2 separate regions of the Homo sapiens genome follow, and region 2 is linked to region 1. A link is a contact called in ENCODE Hi-C data. All regions are on one chromosome and are shown on one strand. The core of a region is the stretch at or near the end of the contact, and the rest is flanking DNA. Distances in the headings are between cores, read along the strand shown. Region 1 overlaps ADAMTSL1 (ADAMTS like 1). Region 2 has its middle 5.3 kb from the start of MAP1LC3BP1.

Evidence for each region. Hi-C counts contacts between places; a loop is a spot of excess contacts on that map. Pooled maps may share reads with other maps.
Region 2: a map of tibial artery shows a loop between it and region 1 (6-fold over the local background). The contact joins two enhancer-like sites. A Hi-C loop is called at or near these places in 1 of 168 maps with a recorded cell type or tissue (tibial artery), 1 of 37 single-sample maps with no recorded cell type and 3 of 50 pooled maps.

The regions. Positions count from the first base shown.
Region 1 is chr9:18,859,653-18,864,257 of GRCh38, reverse strand. The region is part of intron 23 of ADAMTSL1 (ADAMTS like 1); the gene reads right to left. Among named protein-coding and RNA genes, the nearest start is that of SAXO1, 170 kb to the left of the region's middle. Within about 2 kb of position 2,202, at least 7 of the 41 ENCODE cell types and tissues checked have a DNase peak (open chromatin) inside an H3K27ac peak, as active enhancers do; they include tibial artery, where a contact is called at or near this core.
Region 2 is chr9:19,455,766-19,460,370 of GRCh38, reverse strand. No RefSeq gene overlaps it. Among named protein-coding and RNA genes, the nearest start is that of MAP1LC3BP1, 5.3 kb to the left of the region's middle. RefSeq lists enhancers at 2,492-2,631, 2,646-2,940, 2,535-3,130. Within about 2 kb of position 2,775, at least 6 of the 41 ENCODE cell types and tissues checked have a DNase peak (open chromatin) inside an H3K27ac peak, as active enhancers do; they include tibial artery, where a contact is called at or near this core.

The DNA of each region.
Region 1 (4,605 bases), core at 953-3,452:
GGCACCTGAGCTTGATAAACAGATTGCACAGAGTAAAAGCTGTAAATGGACTGAACCCAGTTCACGGGGAAGAATGCTCTGAAAATAAGAATATACAATCTAAAAGAGGAGGAGAAAAAGTAGTACTCTGGGAATTTTCACGTATTTAACTGCTTTCTAAAGGAAAAGAAAGCTGTGGCTGATTAGGACATGCTGTGTAAAAGTATGAAAGATGTGGCATTATTACTTCATGAGCTGGCTCCAGGCCTGTCAGCATTTTCATTACAATCCTCTATTTTTCACAGAGTTAAACTTACTATAAAAATGATGTGTGTCGGGATGAAACTTGGCACTTGGTGTAGTCAGTCTGGGAGTCCTTTCCTTAATTTAATTTTCCAAAACTGGAAAACACTCAGTCCTGTAAATTTTATAGAGGGATCTCCATTTTGCTCGTGGTATGTGGTGTGTACGGGCCTCACTCTAAGGCCATGGGGTGACTGAGCAAAAGTAGGGAAGTCATTTCAGTGCCTTTTCTGGCTCCTTCCATTTCTGGTTTGGCATTCTCTTGGGTGGCAGAGATGGTCGCTAAAGAGCTTAGAAGGAGTGGGAGCTGGCACCAAGCAGCTGGCTGAGAGGAATGATTAATTCATATTGGAAAAACTCAGTTACTCCCTCCATTTGTCAGCTGGACCCTAGAAGGCTGTGGGAGAAGACAAGCAACTTTAATTTTCACTCCGATTTCTGGGACCTCCCAATAAGCTGGTCAAATAACTGGGCCAAGATGATTCCCATGTACATTTTCCCAAAGAAAACTAACTTTAAGACATTCCTGGAAAAATAAAACTATCCAAGCCCATTTTCCATTCCCCAAATGTCTCTTCACCCCTAGCGTAAGCTTTGGGTTTCCGTTGGCAGGGGGTATGCTAACGTCTCCCATGATCCTGGGCATCTGGTAGAAGAACTTGATATATTTCTCAGCATGAAAAGTAGCTCCATCCAGATTTATGACTTGATTAAGGCCTTGCATTTTCCAAAATGATTGGGTTACTGTGTGGTTACTACCTTCACCCATACCCTAGGACTTGGTTATTCTCTTACAGGTGAAGAAGATGAGATGCCTGCTCCTGATACTTTGCACACACAACTATGAAAATGTGACTGTACTGTAAGATAGAGTTTGGCCGTGTTAAACAGCATGCTTCTCCAGGATTGACTGGGCCACCTCTAGGGGGTAGCAGGCAGGCAGGCTCTAGGAAATTAGTCCAATTTTAAAAGTTCACAGTACTGTTGATCAGAATTGAACCTACCTCATGAGGATAATACACAGGGTTCCCATAAGTCCTTCTCTGCCAGTAGGCTCTTGGCATAAAATATACCTTTTAAAAACACATCAGCATTTTTTTTAAAGTTTCAACTTTCTGGGTTTATAAGTCCCTAGTTGACTCTACCCTCAGGCTGCTGGCAGGTGCCACCTGGCCTGCAGGAGGGAAGACCAGGATGACCCTAGGGAGGCCTGGCTGCAGGCTGCCTGGAGCTAAGGAAGTAATTTCAATCCACAGATGAGATGGCCTTTTAATGAACTCTAGAATGTGGATCATACTTGGGTCATACCATACTTTTGAGGAGAGTCCTAGGTCAGAAATTCCCCTCTCTGTGTATACTTATCTATCACGCACACCAAGATTAGATTCTGTAAGGAATGAAATTGATGTTTCACATTTGGTCTGAAATAGGACATTATTTTAGGACTTTCAAGGAAGCGCTCTATAATCAAGGTGCTACTGCTCTGAGAAGAAAACAACAGTTTCAGAGGAAAACCTGCGGACTCTATGAATATTCCCTTCTCTTGAGTGATATAGCTGTTCTCATCCCCTCACTCCAGCCAATGGAAAGGCAAGCTAGAAAATACACAGATCAGCTTGGAGGAAAAACAAAAGCCAGCAGCAGCTCCGAGCCAGCATGCCTCAGGAACTCAGGCTAAGTTTTGCTCTGATTTTGGGTGAGAGCCTCTGCAAAAGAAATAACGCCCTTTACCCCAACACAAAAAAAGAACCTTCGCTCACAGCCCTGTCTACATCCCATTTCATTTCTCTTCTGCTGAACCAAAGCCACAGCATAGCAGTGGATATGAAGAATGGCTAATATTCCTAGCACGTATCCCGGGAGGCCTCACTGGGCACAGCACAGGGTTCAGCTGCAAGCCACAGGAAGGAGCCGCTGCTGACTAGGAATTCCACGGTGAGCAGTGGGGGTGGAGCTACCAGGGGAACGCAAAGACCTTTCCTGGATTTATTATTCCCACATTAGTCTCCTGGGTCTTGAGGCTCCAGAAACTTCTCAACAAAGGAAAGAAAATAACAAACAATGTGAGGGAAGTAAAGACGGGGGAGAGTTGAGTGGTGAGCTGAAGTAGGGATGAGAGCCATGGCAAGGGAGCAGGAGGAGGAGTAAGGACAGAGGTGTCTGAAAGGATCTGGCTGGCTCGCTCCTGGGATAAGAATATGCTCTGGCAAGTGATGTCTGGCCTTTGGCAGCCAAGCCCAAAGAGCGAATGGTTTTTCAAGGACCCATAAATAGATAGGTCCTATAAAGAAACATCAGAAATCCATCCACAGCCCTTACTGGAAACGTCACAGCATCAGTGTGATGGGCATCTGAAGGGCAGAGAGTTGTCCAAATGCCTGCTATTTGTCTTGCAACCTACATTTCTAGTATTGATTTGTTTTGGCTCCTAATCTTCTTTGGGTGTGGTTCTCAGTTTGCCTTGGATTTATATACTCCAGAGACTCCTGTGGAGCATTTAGTGGACTCTCTGATGGCTTAAGGAAGAAGTGGCCTGGTTCAGATTCCTGGGTCCAATTCTGACCTTTCCGAGATTCACATGGACTTAGGAGCCCTAAAACCAATGCAGTCTCCTTAGGCAACCTGGGATTCAGGCCAATTTAGACCTGGATGAGGCAGAGCACATGCTGTTCTGCTGGGAATTGATAACTTGATTGAATCAGTTCTTTTTGGGCTTCCCTATTTTCCATAGCACTCACATTGCATGAAGGTGGAGGGTCTAGAATGGGAAATGTGTATCAAAAGAGGGATGTGTATATGATCTCTGTATAATGAGGGATGTGTATATGATCTCTGTATAACGAGGGATATGTATATGATCTCTGTATAATGAGGGATGTGTATATGATCTCTGTATAACGAGGGATGTGTATATGATCTCTGTATAATGAGGGATGTGTATATGATCTCTGTGAAACGAGGGATGTGTATGTGATCTCTGCATAACGAATGGAAGTGAGAACTAAAGTTTCCACAGAGCTTCTCAAAGGCATTCCAAGGACAGCAGATTTGAAAGCCTAAATCCAGACGTGGACAGAGCAAGTACGCTTACTGTGGGACAGAAATTATGCCTGTTATCCAGTAACATTACTGGGCACCTGTATTCTGCTTTAAAATGTACAATTAGCATTTCATTAGAGTTTGCTCTTAGATCTCTCTAAAGACCAAAGCTGAGAAACCCTAGAATATAGAGAAGGAAAACCAACCTTTTCCTACAGTAATGAGATTTTTTCCCCTTAAAATTTATTTTTGAATTATGATGGTGGGGGTGGGAATTGGGAATGAACAGTGTTTACAATAAGGTGTTTACATATTGCCATCTGACTCTTCACTCTTGTCAAAAAATTATTAAAAACAAAGTAGTCAAAAGATGTTTGTCATTGTTGGTAAGAAGGCCAGAGCAGGAGTTGGCAATTTTTTTTTTTTTTAAGGGCCAGATAGTGAATATTGTAGACTTTGTGAGCCATATGGTCTCTGTCACAACTACTCAACTCTGCCATTGTAACTTGAGATCAGCCATAGACAATACATAAACAAATGGGTGGGGCTGTGCCCCACTAAAATCTTATTTATAAAGGGGTGGTGGTCTAGACTTGCCTTCAGGACCAACCCCTGGTCGAGGGTATGAGATCATTTGAGTTTCTGTATGCTGAGAACAAATGGCCTAGTAAAACCACTAACTGCCTGGGCAAGATATATTTTTACCCCCAAAGAAAGCAGCCATTTTCACAAGACAAGGAAGATGAATTCAATACCTTCTTTTCTAATTAAAAGATCCAACTTGTTACTTTAAAAAATACCAATGCATGTTCATTATAGACTAAAAGCTCACAAAAATATAAAAATTCAAAAATCCCTCAAGTCCCACTTCTCAGACGTAATTGATCTGAATGTCTCTCTTTCCAATCACACATATGCACACACATCATTAGGCAGATTAATAAATCTTGGACAATTTTCTTGTCAATGAATGTAAGTCTACCTCATTCTTTAAATGGGTGATGGGTGCACTAAAATCTCAGGATTCACCACTATGTAATTCATTCATCCATGTAACAAAAAAACCACTTGTACCCCAAAAGATATTGAAATAAAAAAAAAATCAGCACCATTATGAAGCAAAAAAAAGAATCTTTAATCAACTCTTTATAGATAATTACATGTTTCCAATTTTTCACTAATATAAACTACGCTGTGGTGAATTTCCTAGTACATACATCTCTGTGACCAAATATTTCCCTAGGTTACATGACTGAAGTAGCACTGATAGCTCAGTAGGTATCA
Region 2 (4,605 bases), core at 1,526-4,025, 600 kb before region 1:
ACTGTAAACTGCTGCTCGAGGTTCCTGACTCCTAACAGAACTACACCCAAAGTCCACACTCTTGCAGGGGTAGACATTTCTTATTTGGTTTGTTCTCTAGTTACACACATAAAGATACCACTGAAAAGGAAACTTGAGTAATTTATAATTTTGATCCAGTTTCTCAAAAGACCCTGGAGAAAGAGTGGCACTTCTTCTGTTTCAGCTTTTGTCTGAGTTCAAACTAGTGCCTGTGTTGGTATGGAAAGAAGCAGTGTACCAGTGTCATTCTTTAGGACAGCGGTAGAAACCACAGAATAGTATAACTAAAAGCATTAAAATTCAGACACACTCCCTTCTACCTTCTGGCTTAAAGCCATGGATGATCCATGTTTTTGTTTTTGTTTTTTTTAATGTTAAATGTGTAATTCAATATTATTGAAAAGGTTCCCACATTTTTAATAGTAGTTCAGTTATCACTGATAGGTCAAATAGCCATCAGAATTCCCCCACACTGAATGCATGTCAGTTGTGGAGAAAACATAGAAAAAGGAGTCATACACTCTTTACAAATACTAATGTCAGGAGTTAAACCTCCTCAGGTTCAACCTGTGATAAAAGACCAGTGCTTCCCACTACCTGCATGGGGTCCACTATTTAGTTTTCTTGGGAGTATCACAGGAAGATCACAGTTACACCACTTTAGACTGTACATGTAGCAAGTCACAACTTACCCTCGTGTGTTTAGATGTGTATGGAATTCCTGTATACATTAGTGAAAGCTATTTACTATAATAGGGGAAACCCAGATTCCTTGCATCTGGGCCCTGTACTGATCATTAAAGCAGTTCCTGTCACCTGCTCTCCCCACTGCATGCATCTGTCCACTTGGCTAACTTTTAATATGTATATTTTTACATTATGTAAATTCTTAACCAGCCTGTCTCATTTAGAATGTATACATCACATCTGACATTATTGTAACTACTGTGTGATCAGTAAGATTCCTATAAGACATACTGCTTTTTAAAAAAAAATAAATAACATGCTGAGGGGTGACCTATAGCCCACATTAGTGAGTGGTCACTTTATTTGCAGGATCTTTAAAACAAGTACATTTTTAATGAACTAAGTTGAATAAAGGTACAATTAAAAGCTGTAAAAAAAATACTTTCTACATATTCAACACTGAATTTTTTAAGTATTTTTAATCTAAGGCTGGTTGAATTCACAGATACACAACCCATGCATATGAAAGGCCAACTGTATTTTACCCAATTATTTGTACTAATAGGACAGTTTTGAAACTGACAATTCCAATTTGGTGCCCACCTATATGAAAACCTTTAACTCATTTGCCATAAATCCTCTGTGGAAAGAGAATTAAACCTAAGAGTCAAAAGTCCTGGGTTCACATCCTTGCAATAGCAGTGGTCAAAATACATTTCCAGTCGTACCCAAAACAGGAATAATGGTAATGCCAGCCTCGCAAAATAGCTGAGAGGAGTAAATGAGACCATTTATGTGAAAGATAACTTATGTGATGGGCTGTCAAATAAGGTTTGCTTGTAAGAAAATTCCTAGGGAGTCTACCAATAATATTCCTAGGGAGTCGACCAATTATTTCACTGGACTGAAATTCCGTATTATATGTGGCTCATGGTTTATCAGTTAAAGCTTAGAATTCTCGCTCCTCCCTGGTGAAAACTCACCACTCTCTCCTTCCTGCCTCCCTAGCACTGTTGATTCCTCTCCACTACGGGGATTTGGCAGAGTCAGTGGCCTTCTCCCCTCCCCAGATCTGAGCTGCTCCATCCGTCCCCATAACCCTCTGCAGGCAGCATAATAGGTAATACCACACAGACACTTGCTGAGTGTTGATTTAAATTAGATTCATCTTTAAAAAGATCTGAGTTATAATGACATTTGACTTGTGTAAATTGAGCTATTAATCCCAAAAGTTAAATTTCACTCCAGTGGATTAAAAACTTCCTCCAGACTGGTCGGTGGCTAGTGCCTTTTGGCCCAGCTACTAAGGAGGCTGAGGCAGGAGGATCGCTTGAGGCCAGGAGGTCAATGCTGTAGTGTGCCATTATGGAGCCTGTAAATAGCCCCTACCTTCCAGCCTGGGCAACACAGCAAGACCCCATATCTAATAAACAAACAAAAACACAAAACTTCCTTTAAATCACATCTACCTTAAATTGGTTTTAAATACAGCCCCTTTGTAACCTCAGGTTCCACATCCACCTATTCAACATGGATCGAAAATATTCAGGGAAAAAGAAACAGTAAAAAATCATAACACAACAATAAATAATAATACAAATAAAAAGCAACGCAGTTTAACAACTGTTTACACAGCATATACATTGTATTAGGTATTATAAGTAATCCAGAGATGATTTAAAGCACACAAGACGTGCATAGGTAATATGTAAATACAATGCTATTTTATGTATGAGACTGGAGCCTCTGGGATTTTGGTATGGGGGTTGGGGGGTCCTGGAACCACGAATACCGAGAGCCAACAACAGTATTTGCTTTCACATTGGGCAACCTCTAAAACACCCGGGGTGGGGGGTGAAAACTGAATTTCTAAGGGAAGAGAGGAGAGGAAAAGGAAGGGAGAGAGATGCTTGGAAAAATGCAGGGAAACATACCTGGGCCCAGAAAGAGATTACATAACTTGGCGTTTTGAGACAATTGGTGATCTCTGGGATGATTAGGAACTGGGAAGGGCTTCGCTTGCGCCACATAGCAATGCCTCAAAAACCCACAAGATGGCAGTATTACTCCAGGAGCGTCTCCGTCCCTCCCACCCAGTAGCTAATGGCTTTCTTTGTTCACAGGAAACCCTCTCTCCCAAATATCATCAGCGCCACTGTATGTTTTCCATTACTTCATGCTCCTGGCCTTACCTTCAGCCAGTTTCCTATCACTAGCCCGAATATAAAAATAAACTACTGTTATTTGTTACATCTTAAAAATAGCACTTTGGTCTCTGCTCTCAATTGCCAAAGCAGCTGAATCAAATGTTTTGTTTTAATGAGAAGCATAAAATAAATAAAAACCCAGGTGAGGGTGATCTCTTCCTTTTTGTGAGTTAACACCCAAAGAGAAGACTTCCCAGGTAAACTAGGTGTCGCCAGGCTGGAGACAGTTAGAGACAGAAGTGCCACTTGAGACAAGATAAGTTCTGGGAGAGAGGGGCTGCCAGCCCTCTTAAAACGGGGCCGGAAAGGAGGCTGAGAACCGGCTCTGGAGACAGTGGAGAACAAAATCTCAAATACCGTATCTTTTAAGTTCTTATTATGAAAAAATCCAACTATACAAAAGTAGACAGAACGGTATGACAAACCCAAACACCATCTTAAGAACTGTGAAACTGTAAACCAGGAAAGAGGCTGCAAGGAAAAAATCTAAGTTCCCAGTTTGTTGAGGAGCCCTAAGATGTCACTTGCCAGAACCCTGGGTCTGCCCACTCCAGCCCTTTGTAGTATAGTTCTTTAACACAGTCTTTCAATGTAATGTCTTTTAATGAAAAGTCCTTTAAAGAAAAGAGTGGGAGAGGCTAGCCCCTGAGCTCTGGTCTTCAAAGGGCAATCTGGAAAAGGGAGCAGGTGTGGCTGCATCAACTCCCAGCCAGACTCAGAAAAAGAGGTCACCCAAGAGGAGAAACAAATAATCCAGACTGTCGGGGAGAGAGGCACACACACCCGTGCCAGTGCCCCAAAAGCAGAGCTCTCAACTTCCTCAGCCACTGTCCCTGACCACAGCCTCAAAAAAGTTCAGTCCCGAAGACTGAGTAACCAATTTCAGCACCAAAAGGATTTGAGTGCTTGCTTAGTCTCCTGTTGGGCAGAGGCTGTTTACCTGGATGGGCTACTAGAGATGTCTGAACCCCCAGAAAATTATATACTGATTGAATGTCCCTTATCCAAAGTGCCTGGAACCAGAAATGCTTGGATTTCAGATATCAGACTTTGGAATATTTGCATTATACAGCATCCCTATTCCAAAAATCAGAAGTCTAAAATGCTCCAAGGAATATTCCCTTTGATTTTTATATAGGTGCTCAAAAAGTTTCAGGTTTTGGAGAATTTCTGATTTTTTATTTTTGGATTAGAGATACTCAACCTCTACATGGACGTTTTCCTACAGCTTTTATATTGCCAAACAACTATGGGGCCACTCCTTGTCCCCTCACCTCTGCCAGAAAAAAAAAAAAAAGTCTAAAAACCCACTGTAATGATACAGATAATGCTTATCCAGTCTTTCTTCTCTTACGATTTTTCTTTTTTTTTTTTCTTTTTGATAAATGGTCTCACTGTTTGGCCCAGGCTGGAGCACAGTGGCACGATCTCTGCTCACTGCAACCTCTGCCTCCTAGGCTCAAGCAATCCTCCCACCTCAGCCTCCTGCGTAGCTGGGACTACAGGTGTGTATCACCACACCTGGCTAATTTTTGTAATTTTGGTAGAGACAGGGTTTTACCATGTTGCCCAGGCTGGTTTTGAACTCCTGAGCTCAAGCGATACACCCACTTCAGCATCCCAAAGTGCCAGGATTACAGGCATGAGCCACTGTGCCCAGACTATTCTTCTAAATCTGATGATCTGTGAG